Regions from separate parts of the Mus musculus genome. Here region 2 is linked to region 1. The links are chromatin loops, found by intact Hi-C in ENCODE. Cell type or tissue: gastrocnemius. All regions are shown on one strand.

Region 1 (8,000 bases):
GAGAGCCCAGCTGATAACATGCTGGCAGCCTCACTCTTCCCTGTGAGACGATGCTGAGCCTGCAGCCCTGCTTGATTATTTGTGCTTCCCTGCCTGGGGTTGGGGCTGGGTCCTAGGGGCTTATAGCACAGATGGACTATGGTCAGGAGACTCCTTAATCCCTGGGAACCAACAAACTGTGCTCTGCAGGGTGGGCCGTCTGGTCGCGACCATGTGGTGCTGACTGGCTCGGCCGGACCAAAGGAACTCTGGGAAATGGTGTGGGAACATGGCGCCTATGTGCTTGTCTCCCTGGGTCTGCCTGATACCAAGGAGAAGGTGAGGCGAGTGGAGGGACAGTATGTGTTGCTCCAGGAACGGGGCGGGGAGAGGAGTAGTATATGGTGTTGTTTGCTGTTCAGCTAGGGCATGGGTGGAAATTTTGGAAGCTGACTGTTTTGGTCCTAGCCACAAGACATCTGGCCAATGGAGATGCAGCCTATTGTCACAGACATGGTGACAGTGCACAGAGTGGCTGAGAGCAACACAGCTGGCTGGCCCAGTACCCTCATCAGAGTTATACATGTAGGTGTTGAGATCTCAGGGCTTGGGGCAGAGGGCAGTGATATGAGAATCCCATGCTGACTTCCCTCTGCCACCCTCCTGGAGCACTAATGCTGGTATTGCCCTTCCTCCAGGGGGACAGTGGGACGGAAAGGCAGGTTCAATGCCTGCAGTTTCCACACTGCCAGACTGGGAGTGAGCTCCCAGCTAACACCCTACTGACCTTCCTTGATGCTGTGGGCCAGTGCTGCTCCCGGGGCAATAGCAAGAAGCCAGGGACCCTGCTCAGTCACTCCAGGTGCCATCGACAAACGTCATGTGTTAACTTGGGTTATGGGTCAAAGGGTCTCCCAAGGCTCCGTCTCTTCTGCTCCATTTGCAGGGATTTGGTAGGGCTCTCTCTAGCCTGGCTGGCCAATCAAGTGCCTAGCATTATTTCCTAGTCCTTAGAACTAATCTTGGTTTCCCCATGTGCCTGGACACTACCCCATCTCCAGAGGTCCCACATCTAACTCTAGGTCACTTACAGCAAGGTCACATACCAGCTGGGCACCTTCTTGGCTATGGAACAGCTGCTACAGCAAGCAGGGACCGAGCGCACAGTGGATGTCTTCAGTGTGGCCCTGAAGCAGACACAGGCCTGTGGCCTTAAGACCCCAACGCTGGTGAGAGGCAAAGAGGGAGGGGCTTACTGTGAAAGGGATCAAAGACAGGCCTGGTCTTGTCCCAGCCACAGATGACTATTAGGTTACCACATCCAGGTCACCACTAGGTGGCTCTGTGGACCACCGTGCCCTGTCCAGAAGGAGTAGGGGTTAGGAGAACCCTGGGAGCCTTCTCTGTCAGGTTTGGGCAAGTAGGTAAGGTTTCTTGCCTGTGTCTAACCAGGAGCAGTATATCTACCTCTACAACTGTCTGAACAGCGCATTGAGGAACAGGCTGCCCCGAGCTAGGAAGTGACCTGTGCCCTGCTAGGCATCACGTTCCAGCAAATCCACCCAGGCCTGGCTTCCCCAGGAGAACAGATCTATCGGCCTCACGCTGTCAAAGGGCAGAGTCTGGGAATAAAGAGACATGGTCAAACTCATGGTTGTGTCTGCTTCTGCATCCTTCAATCTAGGGCATGGGTGACAGCCGGAGCTTGGTCTAGCTAAGCCTGTTGGCTAAAGCTGGCATACTCTTGACTATTCCCAGCTATTCCCTGTTCTCTAACCTTCTGCTTTTCCAGTGTATTCAGACATCAAACTTTCTACCTGTCTTAGTTACGGTTTCCATTGCTGTGAACAGACACCATGACCAAGGTAGCTCTTATAAAGGACATGATTTAATTGGGGCTGGCTTACAGGTTCAGAGGTTCCGTCCATTATCATCAATGTGGTTCGCATGGCGGTGTTCAGGCAGGCATGGCACTGGAGGAGCTGAGAAATCTACATCTTGTTTCAAAGATAAACAGAGAACTGGCTTCCAGGCAGCTAGGATGAGGGTCCTTAAAGCCTATGCCCACGGTGACACACTTCCTCCAACAAGGCCATATCTCCAAATAGTGCCACTCCCTGGGCCAAGTATATTCAAACTACTCCTAACATCCTGCGATGCTGAGCCCTATTTACTTATTGTTCTTTCTCCATTTTTCTCATCTGCCACTGGACCCCCTTGTCTATCTCCAGGGGCTATCCTCAGTCACTGTAGGCTCCTTGCCAGAGTAGAGGTGCTAATGCCACACTGTGACCCTTAAGTAAGGAACCAGGGGTGGCTCTGGTTGAACCTGTCAAGTTTCCCCCATTCCTGCACTGTCTTCCTTTCTTTTATACAGGCCACGCCCATGGCAGCAGTAGCCAGGTTTCTCATTGGCTAACTTGGTTCTTAGCCGTATGCAAGGGTCCGATGGTCTGCTTCGGTGAAGAAGTGGAAGGAAAGCTTTATGGGTCCTGGGAGGTAGTCAGTTTGTAGAATTCTTGCCTTGTATGCATGATATCCCGGTCCAGGGTTTGATCCCCTAATAGCGCATAGACTATGCATGGTAGCCCATGACTGGAATCCCAGCACTCAGGATGTAAAGACAAGAAGATCCGAACTCAAGATCATCCTTAGCTACATAGCAAGGGTGAGGCTAGCCTGGGCTACAGGAGATCCTGACTCAAGAAACAAAAGTAACAAAAAAACCCTAAGTAACAAAAGGGGGCGCTGGGCTGTCAGAAGCTCAATGGGCACCAGTGCTTGGTGCCAAACCTGATAACCTGGGCTCAATCTCTGGGACACATATGGTGATGGAGAGAATGGACTCCCACCGATTGGTCTCTGGTTACATACTTACGTCATGTGCCATGGCACATGTGCCCATGCTACCCTTACACAAAATGTGTGTGTGTGTGTGTGTGTGTGTGTGTGTGCCTGCATGTATGTCTGTGTGAGAGTGTCAGATCTTGGAGATACAGTTGTGAGTTGCCACGTGGTTGCTGGGAATTGAACCTGTGTCCTCTGGAAGAGCAGTGCTCTTAACCACTGAACCGTCTCTACAATCATACCCATACACAAGACAAGTGTACTTAAAAAAAAAGTGGGGCTTTCTACTAGCGAGGAGCTTTCCCAAAGTGAGAATGGGTTCTTGTGACCCCCTAGGACTGAACATTAATGTTTTCTTCAGTACTGCATTTCTCAGGAGTCCAAGGGTTGGCCCCAGAGTGACTCTCCATCCTGTGGGCAGGCTGGACACTCAGCTCTGAGTTGCCCAAGCCCACTTCAGAAGGCTGCTCCAGAGGTGGAAAGGGGCCCAAGTGTGATTTTCCAGCTTTGGCTGGGGACTTGGAGCAGCATGAATGGTGTGTGTGTGTGTGTGTGTGTGTGTGTGTGTGTGTGTGTGTGTATGAGGGGTTAGAGCCAAGGTGAAGGCAAGGGGTAAGCGAGAGTAAATACAGAGGGGGCTTCTGCTTGCAGGTCTGTGTGGCTGTGGAGGGACCTTCTTACAGGCTCATCTTGTAGTTCTATCACAGCTGCGGCTGGAGCCCTGGAAGCACAGCACAGTTCTTTTGGCTTCTTGGTCTGACTATGCAGCTTCCCCTCTGCGGGCCCTGCGGCGTCCGCAAAGATAGAGAGGGGTTGATGAAGTGTTTGGGATATAGAAGTAAAAGGTGGAGGGTATCTTGGCTACCTCCGTGTGGTCCTCATGGACCATGGGGATCAAACTGCTCCCAACTTGGTCTAGTTCCATCCTGGGGCTTGGCTCAGGGAAAGATCTGGAGACCAGAGAAAGCAAAAGGACACGTGAAGGAAGCACTGCTAGCCCAGGCTGGCCTAAGAAGAGAGCTGAGTCTTGACTCCAGTTTTAGCCACTATTGCCCTTGCTCTCCAAGGTCCTGGGATTATAGATGGATTATAGATGGAATCGGGCCCTTAAGGTGCTTGAGCTGCATCTGTAGTACTGGGCCTCCAGGTGGCGCCAATCAGCCGACTCGCTGGCAAGCTCTGGCAACCAGCTGTGCGGAGGGCAGCCCCTCTGCTGTCCTGGGTCCCGAGATCAAGGTTCAGGGTGATCTCTAGACCTTAGATCTTATAGTCTACATGAGTTCATTTCCATGCCCTGTGCATCAGGTGGAATCTACGCCAGTTGCTTGGTGTTGAGGAGTGGCTCCTCAATGAGGGGGCCCCTCCTCATTCCTACTACCAACCTGCGACCACGTCCTTCCTCCTTGAGACCTTCTTCCTTCCCTGGTCGGAATGGGTGTAAAGGAGTGATCTGGGCACTAGTTCTGAGGCTGTCCCCAACTGCCGTGTGACCTTGAACATCTCTTTCTCTCGGGTCTCTTTTCCCATCAGCCTAAAATCTGGTAGTGGGGCTCAAGTCTGTGGAACTCTCTTTTGTTGTTGTTTTTTTGTTTTGTTTTGTTTTTTGTTTGTTTGTTTCTCCCCTGATGGTCTCTGGTCCCTTGAGACCCTGTGGCTGTTCCCAAAGTCAAAAAGAATTCGACCCCATAGGCCCAGCTCTGGGGCACCCTTTCTAAACAAGTGCAGGTCTCTGATGTGCTGGCCCTTCCTAGCTTTCTTTGGGTTTCTTTGCTTTCTTCACCGCCCCTCTCCTACCCCACGCCCCCGATGAAATTCCTGCCAGCTGGGAAGGAAGGAGGGAAGGGGAGCGAGCCACAGCGTAGAAAGTTTCCTTGACTCCTCCTCCCAGCCCCCCCACCCCACCCCCGTGTCTCCCTCCCTCGCCAAGCCCAGCCTGTGAAACTGAATAACGAAGATCACTCAACAATGCCTGCCCCTCTCTGACTGCACCGTCCCGCCGCCGCTGCCGCCGCCGCGCCCAAGCCAAGTCGAGCGGGGGCGTTGCCCACCGACGGCGCAGCCCTCGGGCCCGCCCGGGACCAGGAGGTGAGCCGCGCGCGCACAACTCCGTGCGCTCGCCCGTCTGAGCGCCCGCCAGGTGCCCCGCAGCCCGCCGCCGAGATGCACAGCCCGCCTGGGCTCCTGGCGCTGTGGCTTTGCGCTGTGCTGTGCGCATCGGCGCGCGCGGGCAGCGACCCCCAGCCTGGCCCGGGGCGTCCCGCCTGCCCGGCTCCCTGCCACTGCCAGGAGGACGGCATCATGCTGTCCGCTGACTGCTCCGAGCTCGGGCTCTCAGTGGTGCCTGCGGACCTGGACCCCCTGACGGCTTACCTGTGAGTACTCACCTGCTGGTACCTGTTATTCGTAATGGCCGCCTGCCCCGCAAACACTCGTTTGGTGCCCTTGGACATGCGCATCCCCAAGAGGGCTCTTCCTTTTCCAAGAGTGAAGGACTGGGAAGCTAGTCTTAGAACTTGGGAAACTGAGGCAAGAAATGAGCCTAGGCCTCCCTGCTACCTTTCCCAGGTGTTTCTCCCCCACCCCTATGGGCTTAATGTGGGACCTGGTGAAGTGCAGTGTGAACGCCAAGCAAGAAAGTGGTGTGTGTGTGTGTGTGTGTGTGTGTGTGTGTGTGTGTGTGTGTGACAGTATATTCTTTTGCTGTCCTCCTCAGAAGAACACTGCCCAGGATTGATGAAGGCAAAAGTTAGTGCTCTGTTAGGAGGTGAGGGAAGTTTGCCCTGGTAGGGATGAAATGGGTTCTTCCACCACAGCAGGAAGCGGCACTGCCCCACTGAGGCAGGGGGCTTTGGTGAAGGGTCCACGCAGCTCTCCTCTCCTTAGTTAGGGACTCTGCCAGTACCATCTTCTTGTGTGGAGGTCTCCTACCCCCTCCCCAGGCCTCCCTGAAGTCTTGTCCCAGGAGGCTGTGTTAGAGACACTAATTTGTGGGCAGGCTTCAAGACTGAAAACCAGAGAACCATTTTTAGAGTCTGAGTTGGGGTGAGGTGGTGCACGAAGGGGACCCTATTGGGGGTAGCCGGCTCAGAATCGGGAGAGCCGGAAGCTGTAGCTGATCACTACCTGGGCAGGAGTGGGTGGGAGCATAGCCCGGACCTCTTGGCCCTGACCCCTGCTGCAGGGAGAGGAAACCCCCTGGCCTCCCCTGCTATCCCTTAGAAGAAGGAGAGAAGGTGGGAAGATCTGGGTAGAAAGTCTGGCCAGAGCTCCCTCAGGCCTGAGAGAGGCTCTCTCGGCTTTGGGATCCTAGAATTGAGGATCGCTGAGGAAGAGGCAGCCGGGCTTGTTCCCAGAGGCTCGGCAATAGAGCTGGTGGGGCCAGGGTGCGATGAGAGGGTGGTGTCCTGGTAAAAGTGGGGGATCCTGAACTAGTGCCCCTTGTGGGGCTCCTTCCATATCGCGATTACCTCCCCGCCCCCATATCCTTCTTCACTCCAAAAGAAACAGTTGTGGGAACAGAAACACCCATATTCCAGAAGGACAAACCAAGTCCTGTACAGCCCCTAGGGGTGATGGGAGAGGTGGGCACAGGTATTCACAGCAGAGCTGTGAGGGTGCCCAGCACCAAGCAGAGAGCAGCAGGTCTGGGCCCACCGCCATCACACCCCAGAAATTCCATTTCTAGCAGTTTAATACATTAGGGGTCTATGACACTGTTTCTTTGGAAGACAGGGAAGATGGCTAAAAAGACTTTAGAAATAACTTCTATTCAGCCTTCCAGGACAGCAGAAAAGAGGCCTCTTGCCTGTGTTAAAGGAACAGAGAGGACACAGGACCTTTCAGAGGGTGGCAGGTCAGGCCACATTTCTCAGCAACCAAAATTTTCTAGAGTAATCTGTGGACTTTTTTTTTTTTTTTTTTCCTGGCAGGGCTTGGGAATAAGGATAGAGTTTCACTTTGGGGATCCAAGTATTCCACGTTCCATGGTGACAACAGTTCCGTGACACTTTGACCCAGTGCCCTCTGATATGCGGGGTATCTTTGGGTTAGAAGAGGTGAAGGTTTCTGAGCTCTTCCTGAGTCTTTGTGGGTGTCAAGGAAGCCTTTGAGTTTCCGAGGGTAGGAGAAGGGAGTCACGGGTGTGGGTCCTGGGTGATCCGGAGATTTTTTTCAGCAATATACACAGCGTTGCAGAGAGCTGGAAAGACCCATCCTCCTGCCTGGGCTGTGCAGGGGTCCCAGTGGGGGGTGGAGGAGGGGCTTCTACTATCTGTAGATAGCTCAGAGGTGGAGCCTTCCCTCTTTGCTTTCTCAGGGGAGCTGCGAGGACATTTTACATCTCTCTCTCTCTCTCTCTCTCTCTCTCTCTCTCTCTCTCTCTCTCTCTCTGTGTGTGTGTGTGTGTGTATCTATGTTGGTGTGCACATGTCTGCAGGTACATGTTCAGTGTGTGTGGAGGCCAGGGGTCAACCGCAGGTGTCACATCTCAGGAGCTGTCCCTTTGGTTTGGTTTTGTCTTTGTTTTTTGAGACAGTGTCCCATGCTAACCTGGAGCTCATTGAGTGATCTAGGCGGGGAGTCCCAGGGATCTGCTCATATTCCTCACCTGGCGCTGGGGAATGACCAAGTGCACACCACCATTTCTGACTCTTTTTGCATGAACTCTGGGGAATGACCAAGTGCACGCCACCATTTCTGACTCTTTTTGCATGAACTCTGCAGGTAGAAACCAGATCTTCATGCCTGTGCATCACACACATCACTGTTCTGAGCTATCCTTCTAGCTCTGCAAAGGCCTTGGAAGGTAATGAGAGACAGATCATGAGAAGGAGCCAGGCAGGGATATCTTGGGACCCTGTCCCTTCTTGGCAGTATTAGGACCTGCTGGCGGGCCACAAAAGACATCCTGGGTCCCTTTTAGTGCTTCCTTGACAGAATTTCAGTATAAAACTACTTGGCCTCTGCTTCCCACCCGGGGATAGTAAGGATCCTTCCTAGCCAGTACCTGTCATGAAGTGGCTGCCTCCACCTCCCTCCATTCCTGTTCCCAGGGAGACCGAGAGTCTTTATGTCTATTTATTTGACACACAAGTCCAAAACCCACGAACAGTCTGGGGCCCAATGCCAGCCCTGTTTGATCAAAGTTAGGAGTCATTCATTTATACACAGTACTT
Region 2 (8,000 bases), 120 kb after region 1:
CTGATGTCCTTTGCCTCCGTTCTTCCTGTGAGTTCAAGTGTGAAATTTAAGTGGCCACCGAGCACATGGCCCTGCTGAGTGAATAGGTTGTCTTGAGTCAAATATATATATATTTTCTTTTTCTGGAAGAGTTGGGGGTAAAAACAAAGTTGGATGTAGGTAGCTGATGTGTGTGTGTGTGTATGTGTGTGTGTGTGTGTGTGTGTGTGTGTGAGAGAGAGAGAGAGAGAGAGAGAGAGAGAGAGAGAGAAAGAGAGAGAGAGAGAGGTTCTGAGGGGTTATCTATAAAGTATGTCTTGGGAGAAGGGAACGAAGGCTGATTTCCTCTCCCCAGGCCCTGTGTTCCCACCACAAGTACAGTTAGGATAGAGAAAGGAGTCCTGCCTGTTGAGATTTAATTTTTCATCTTGAACTTCTCCTAGTGTCTCAGAGAAGCTGAACAGGAAAAATTAAATCTAAAGCTGGGTGTGGTGCTGCCACACACACCAGGAATCCAGCAGGTCCATGGGGAGGGTAGGAAGTTCAGGTGTTTGAAGTTATCATAATCTACATAATCGGGTTAAGGCTAGTCCGGGCTACATGAGGCTCACTTACAGCATCTCATGCTGGTGTTATAGTGTAGACAGAACTCAGTCCAAGCCCAGTGACACCATGTTCCATTTGGGTTCCCTTCGACATATTTTAGGCTGACCTTAACTTCCTTATCTCTCAGTAAAAACAGATCATACATTTCTCAGTGGTTGTGAGGAAGGACTGGAGGGTTCCATGCAAGGCAAAGTATGTTAGTCCAGTGGAGACAGTGTCACTGTATAATCCAGAACCCAGATTGTGGAATACAGTCAAATCCTGTAGTGCCCGGGGAATCTCTGAGAACATCCCTCCTAGTGAATGGAAACAGGTCAGAAGCATCTCCCAAAGAGTGTACAGACTCCCAAGAGGAGGAGGAGGAGGAGCCCGGCAACTGCAGGGCCAGCAGACAGCTATCCCCCAGGGACAGTCCCGGATGTCTGCTGCATACTCCTTGGGGGAGTAAAAGGGGGCTGGAAAGAGAAATGGAAATTTTCCTTCCACAAGGTGAAACTTTCCGCTGGGTTTAGGTCTTGGAGAACCACGGGCCTGTTGAGTTAGTGGGCTGCCTGCTGCCTGTAACAGGAGCTGGGGCAGGGCCCCCTACTTCCTGTGAAAGCAAAGGAGCAGAAAGAAAGCCAGGAGCTGCTGTTGCAGCCAGATTCGATTTCCTCCTCATTTGAAGAGTGGTTACTTAACACCTTGGCCGTGACTTTCCCAGCTCAGACGGTCTGTAGGTCTCACCTCTTGTATTTCATTCAGGCATTTTGATTTTAAAGAGTCACTGAAATCCTTTCTGGAGCAAGTGGGCAGGTGGGGAATGAAAGGTAGAGGAGGAAAAGGAAATGCCAGGACACAGTGGGGACACTCTGGCCTTCCACCCGCCCTGAAGCTGGCTAGGTCAAGGGCAGCTCCACAATATTCCAGTCTTCTGGGAAACTCCTAGCAGATGCTTACCTGTGTAAGCGGGGAGGAAAGGGCTACACAGGAACCTGACTTTGTGAGCCAAAGATGGGGGAGGCCAAGCAAAGTCATCCACTTCTTCTCCTGTGATGGAGGGAGCTGATAAGATCTCAGACATCAGCCTCAGTGCAGAAACCGTGTGTGTGTGTGTGTGTGTGTGTGTGTGTGTGTGTGTGTGTGTGTGTGTGTATATAGATTTATGTGGCTATAGGGCACGTCTTCCTCTATTGCTTTCCACCTTATGTTCTAAGACTAGGCCTTCCACTGAGGCCAGAGATCACGGATTGGCTAGACTGATTGGCTGGGAGATAGAGGGATCCTCCTGTCTCCCTCAACCCCAGCCTCCCCATCTCAACCCCGTCCTCTCCATCTGTGGGTCCCACCTGTGCTAGGGCACAGATGCATGCCACTGTGCCTGGCTTTCATGTGTCTGCTGAGGCTCTGAACTCAAGTCTTCATGTTTGCTATTGAGAAAGGTTTCATGTAGCCCAGACTTACTTCACACTTGCTTTGTAGGTGAAGATGACCTTGAACTCCTGAACTCCCTCTACCTAACAAATCCTGAAATCACAGGCATGTCCTCCCATGCCCAGCATCAACATTCCTCCTCCTCCTCCCACCACCACCTCTTTCTCCCCCCCCACCCCCGGCTGTCTTTGATCTCACTCTCTAGACCAGACTGGCCTTGAACTCAGAGAAATCCACCTGCCTCAGCCTCCCCAGTGCTGGGACTCAAGGCATGTACCACTTTCTCCCAGTTTCCAACATTCTTCTTCATGTGCGGTGTTCATAATAGGACATGGAACAGCAATGATAGGCTAGCTCGAGGAGGAACTATGTAACCACGGGACAGTTTGAAGAAGAACTGTGTCATCACTAGCTCTCTTTATTAGATCAGCCACGAGCCACACTCTGTGTAGCACTCATGGGCTAAAGATGACTAGGCACAAGGAAATGCAGAATAGCGGAGAGTGAAATGTCCCTTGCAGAGAACTAGATGTATACAATACCCGCAAGTGGAGAACATGTAGCTGTCCAAATGCTGGCACCCAAGAGTAGAAATAGCAGGGCTGTTGAATAAGCAGTGTTGAACAGTTAGATAGAGAGATAGCAGCTTAAATAAAAGACATTAACTTTTGTCAGTTAAAAGTGGAGCTTTAATGGCAGACACAGACACCCAGAACTCTAGACATATTCTGTCTTCCCTTCTTAGATGACCTAGACCTGGATGAGCTCCAGATGGGGACAGAGGACTCAAAGCCACACCCCAGTGTCCAGTGCAGCCCTGTTCCAGGTGAGATGGAGCTGGAGGGCTGGGGGGCTGGGGAGCAGACACCCGATTGCCTGGGTGAGAAACCACTTTAGCGTGTCTACAGTCTATGTTGCAGATATTTTCTTTGCCCAAAGCTCAACCTGCGGGGGTGAGGTGGGGTATAATCCCTGTCAGGAGGGGTTGGAATTTTTTTCTCTTGGTGTCTATACAGGGGAAGCAGCAGGGTTGGGAAAGGTCAAGCAGCCTTCCCAATTCAGCCAAATCAAAGGTTATGCATCTAGGAGTAAGTTGTTCTCATGGGAGAGAGAAGAAGAGAAGTGAGGGATGTCTTGATGTCATTGCTGGGGCTACTTTTTGAGCATGCCCTCAAACACACACACATACCACAGACTCATAGGGCCAGGAGAAGCTCTGAAAGATCACCTGCTCTATCCCGAGAAGAGTGAAATCTCTTTACTAACGTCTTCTAGAGTGGAACAATTTTGGATAATTCCTAAAGTACTTCCTTAGAGCCAGGAAAGCCTCCTCTGGAGTCTAACCTGGGGCCATGAGAGCCAGGTTGCTGGAAAGAAAGGGGAGGGGCTCTTTTTTCTTGATGCCAAACAACCTAAGTTTTTCATTTGTTCGATTTTAAGTGAGTAGAGTCCCTTCCCTGTGTATAAAATGTGAACGGAGCCAGGAATGGTAGTGTGTGCCTTTAATCCCAGTACTCAGGACACAGAGGCACACAGATCTCTAAGTTTGAGGCCAGCCTGGTCTACGTCTCGAGTTCCAGGACATCCAGAGCTACATAGTGGGGACCTGTCTCAAAAAAGCCAAACCAAAACATTAAAACACCAGCAGGCCATGCCAGAAGACAGCACAGTGCTGTGTGGGCCAAGAGATGTTCAAAATAAACACAAAATTACAAACAGTTAGCTGTTTTTATTTCATCCCACCTTCGTTTTCCAGATTTCCAGATTTCTTTGGCTTAAAACCTTTCTTTGCCCAGAAAGCTTTCAGCCTTGACCTTGCTTCTGACAAGCTTTTAGCGCTTAGCGGCAAAGTGCACCCTCTAGTGGTGGATGAGGGAAAGAAGCAGACGTGTATTTTGCTAGGAAACCGGTGCTTCAGTGGCTCTGCCTCGAGAATTTCATGTCTGAAAATCAGCAACAAACAAGGATGAGGTGAAAGAGAAAGTTCTGGAAAACAAGGTCCAACTTGAACTTGCTTTTAAAATAGCTCACACAAATTGTCAGATAAATTGATGCGGAATAGTTATACAGCCATTAAAAATATGTGGGGTCTTTTTTTGTTTTGTTTTGTTTTGTTTTTTGAGATTGTAAGGGAGCATGCAAAGCTTAATTTAAGGAGAATAAAATCCCAACTTATTTTAAATATATATATAAAACCTAAAAGGAAATATGCCAAAATAAGGAGTTCTATTTGAGAGGTGAGGCCATACAGTTTAAATTTTGCCATGCTATATTTTCAAATTTCCACCTATTATTTCATAATCAGAAAAATGTTTTCTAAAATAGCTCCCACAGAAATCTGTTAAATTCCCCAGCCACCTAGCAATACATTGAAAAACAAGTCTAGAGCCAAAGGAAATGAAGAAATACTATGCCCAAAAGTTACAAGGTGACTTAAGAATAGCATTGGGGAAAGAGATGGAAAGACGCCAGGATCTGACCAATCTACTCTGGGGTCCAGTTGGAAAATTTGAGAAGTTCAAAGTATTTTTTCTTTGTTTTTAGTTAGGGTCTCACTATCATCTCAGGCTAGCCTCACACACATCCCCTCCTGCCTCAGCTCCCTAAGTGTTGAGATTATAGATGGGAACTGCTATACTTGGCAAAGTTTTCTATATTTCGATTATGCCCTTTGTCTTCCAAATACTGATTGCACGATAAACATGAAGTGTACTCAAAGCAAGGGAGAACCAGCCTAATAAGTCTACTCAGGACTTCTCGACCAACCGTGGAAATGTCAATGATGGCTTGGGCAGAGTCACCACCATAAAGTAGTTGACTCTGGACAGCGCCTCACTCTGCCTTTGCTCTCGCCTGAACGTCTCTTCGCTTCTGTCGGACAGTTTGTTCCTTCTATCTCTCCAAATCGTGTTCCTTTAGGAAGACTAAATTTCTTAGCATTTCCTCGGGTCTGGGTTTGCACTGCATCACGCATCTATTTCTGTGTATTTTTCTTCCCAGCTTCCTCTTAGTTCTCCCACCCCATTTTCGGGAGGTTTTTTTTTTTTTTTTTTCCTTTCGGGAGGTTTTTGTTTTGTTTTTGTTTTTTCGAGTTTTCAAGTCTCTATTTCTGAGACAGAAATTCTCTCCTGTTGGTCTCCTTTGAGTTAGGAGTTGTCTGATCATGGCTTTACCAGTGAGCTGGGTTCTGGCAGCTCTGGCTCTGGGCTTACATCTATCTCTGCTCCTCTCTCACACAGGCCCCTTCAAGCCCTGCGAGCACCTCTTTGAGAGCTGGGGCATCCGCCTTGCTGTGTGGGCCATCGTGTTACTCTCCGTACTCTGTAACGGGCTGGTGCTGCTGACAGTCTTTGCCAGCGGACCCAGCCCGCTGTCCCCCGTCAAGCTTGTGGTGGGTGCGATGGCAGGCGCCAACGCCCTGTCGGGCATTTCCTGTGGTCTCCTGGCCTCGGTGGACGCCTTGACCTATGGTCAGTTCGCTGAGTATGGAGCCCGCTGGGAGAGCGGTCTGGGCTGCCAGGCTACGGGCTTCCTGGCTGTCCTGGGTTCAGAGGCGTCGGTGCTGCTGCTCACACTGGCGGCCGTGCAGTGCAGCATCTCCGTGACCTGCGTCCGAGCCTACGGGAAGGCGCCGTCGCCTGGCAGCGTCCGCGCAGGCGCACTGGGATGCCTGGCGCTGGCCGGGCTGGCCGCAGCACTGCCGCTGGCCTCGGTGGGAGAGTATGGCGCCTCCCCACTCTGCCTGCCCTACGCCCCACCCGAGGGCCGGCCGGCTGCCCTGGGCTTCGCTGTAGCCCTGGTGATGATGAACTCGCTCTGCTTCCTGGTGGTGGCCGGCGCCTACATCAAGCTCTACTGTGACCTGCCACGGGGTGACTTTGAGGCCGTGTGGGACTGCGCCATGGTGCGCCACGTGGCCTGGCTCATCTTTGCAGATGGCCTCCTCTACTGCCCCGTGGCCTTCCTCAGCTTTGCCTCTATGCTGGGCCTCTTCCCTGTCACCCCCGAGGCTGTCAAGTCAGTCCTTCTGGTGGTGCTGCCTCTGCCTGCCTGCCTCAACCCACTGCTCTACCTGCTCTTCAACCCTCACTTCCGGGATGACCTTCGGCGGCTCTGGCCAAGCCCTCGGTCCCCAGGGCCCCTAGCCTACGCTGCAGCCGGTGAGCTGGAGAAGAGCTCCTGCGACTCCACCCAAGCGCTGGTGGCTTTCTCAGATGTGGATCTTATTCTGGAAGCTTCTGAGGCTGGGCAGCCTCCTGGGCTAGAGACCTATGGCTTCCCTTCAGTGACCCTCATCTCCCGACATCAGCCGGGGGCTACCAGGCTGGAGGGAAACCATTTTGTAGAGTCTGATGGAACCAAGTTTGGGAACCCACAACCTCCCATGAAGGGAGAACTGCTGCTGAAGGCAGAGGGAGCCACTTTGGCAGGCTGTGGCTCTTCCGTGGGTGGAGCCCTCTGGCCCTCTGGCTCTCTCTTTGCCTCTCACTTGTAAATATCCCTCTCTGTTTGTCCTCTTCCCGTCCAATGATGGCTGCTTATAAAAGAAAGACAACTCCAACTCCATAGCAAGATGGCCAACACCTCTGACTCCATTGTTCTCTCTCCACGACCCCTAACCAATGAGTGCTTCCAAGTCTTGCTTTGTCTTGGCCTTCAGCTTCACTTTCACCCTGGGCCTTCTCTGTCCAATCCAATACTTCTGACAGAGGCCTGGGAAATTTGCATAGGAGAAAGGAGAAAAGCAAAAGACAGTGAAGGTTATGGGGCCCTGACAGAGCCATGATCAGTAAGTGCAGAGTGATGGGGAGGTCTCACAGAGCATGACACTGGAAGACAACTACCAAAGACATTGGAGAGTCTCCCCTGTGACATATAGAATATAAAATGTGTTTTGTGTTCCATTAATCTTGACCTATGCTGTGCCAAAGTGCTTCCTGTTAAAATACACTTTGGAAGACATTGCATATTATGTCCCTTTCTTAGAGTCATGGGGTCATGTTAGTGTCTAAAAGGTCCTGAGAATTAGGACTTTTTGGCTTAATTACTACAGCAATTAAACTTAATTATTTGATGATACCTATATATTTGCTTTTCATGAAACACTTACAAATCTCTCATAGAACTTTATGGTTTTTCTCCCGGGGAATCATCTTCATACCATGGAGTACTACCCTATGACATCATAAGATGCCACCCTCTTTCAAAGCCCCTATGAAGCCAACCTGGGGTGAAGTGCCAGAGGTGACTGATGATCCGTCATCCAGGACAGATTTTGCATTCTGCTCCCCTCCCCACCTCACTTATCCTACTGGAACAGACACCTGGAGGAGCCTGCCCCATCTCCAAGGTGGGGCGGGGGGAAAGAGACCTTGATGTGTTCCCACACCACACCGACCCCAAGCAGTAATGAAATTTCTGCCCTCAGCAAGACAGGATTCTCAGGTCCTGGTAAGATATACACTGAGAAGTCTGTGGTTCTCTGGGCTTCCCCGAACTCTATGCTAACTTTGTATGGTTTTACATTGTATGCATCTCACTATGGCCTGGACCTCTCTTCTCATCCCAATCCTGTTACTGGTAGGGATGGAAAACCCAAGAGAAGGGATATTTGTATTGTGAATATTGCATTTTAGGGAGTGCTGTGGCTATCTGGGACTCCTGGATGCCCCCAACAGGCCTTTGATTCTTCTGCCTCTCTCCTCTTGATCTTTCTTACCCTCTGCTTCCCCAAGTGCAGTTGAGGTTCTATGCAGTGCCTCCGCCTCACTCCAAACACGGGAATTCAATCTCAGAGAGAGGAGGTAACAAGTGGGGAGAAGCCAAGACTCAGCAATAGACGATAATTGCTCCTGGGATTGCCCCCAACACCATTTACCTAGAAAGGACCAAGTTTGGATCCTGAAGCCCAGTGGAGCACCATTCTCTGCCTGAATCCTGTTGTGATCCCTAGCCAAGTCCTCTTTCCAAAAACTCCACCTTTAAAACAAGCTGAGAAGGCC

The links. Peaks named below come from ENCODE experiments on the same cell type or tissue, not always from the same donor. Only the 100,000 strongest peaks of a DNase experiment are listed, where the experiment ranks them.
Region 2: a loop joins it to region 1, with 11 times the contacts of the local background. A loop is called at or near these places in 36 of 42 quality-filtered maps.

What each region holds. Positions count from the first base shown.
Region 1 is chr1:135,102,127-135,110,126 of GRCm38, reverse strand. Lgr6 (leucine-rich repeat-containing G protein-coupled receptor 6) reads left to right here and starts at 4,851. Exons shown (of 18, transcript NM_001033409.3): 1 at 4,851-5,198. The coding sequence starts at 4,987. It also overlaps the pseudogene Ptprv. In gastrocnemius, CTCF peaks have their summits at 1,302 (motif pointing right) and 3,970 (motif pointing right); DNase peaks (open chromatin) are centred at 1,311, 4,000, 4,905 and 5,032; H3K4me3 peaks cover 1,175 bases.
Region 2 is chr1:134,985,429-134,993,428 of GRCm38, reverse strand. It overlaps Lgr6 (leucine-rich repeat-containing G protein-coupled receptor 6), which reads left to right. Exons shown (of 18, transcript NM_001033409.3): 17 at 2,744-2,824; 18 at 5,238-7,076. The coding sequence ends at 6,493. Among named protein-coding and RNA genes, the nearest start is that of Ube2t, 27 kb to the right of the region's middle. In gastrocnemius, a CTCF peak has its summit at 3,864 (motif pointing left); DNase peaks (open chromatin) are centred at 3,859 and 5,635; H3K4me3 peaks cover 804 bases.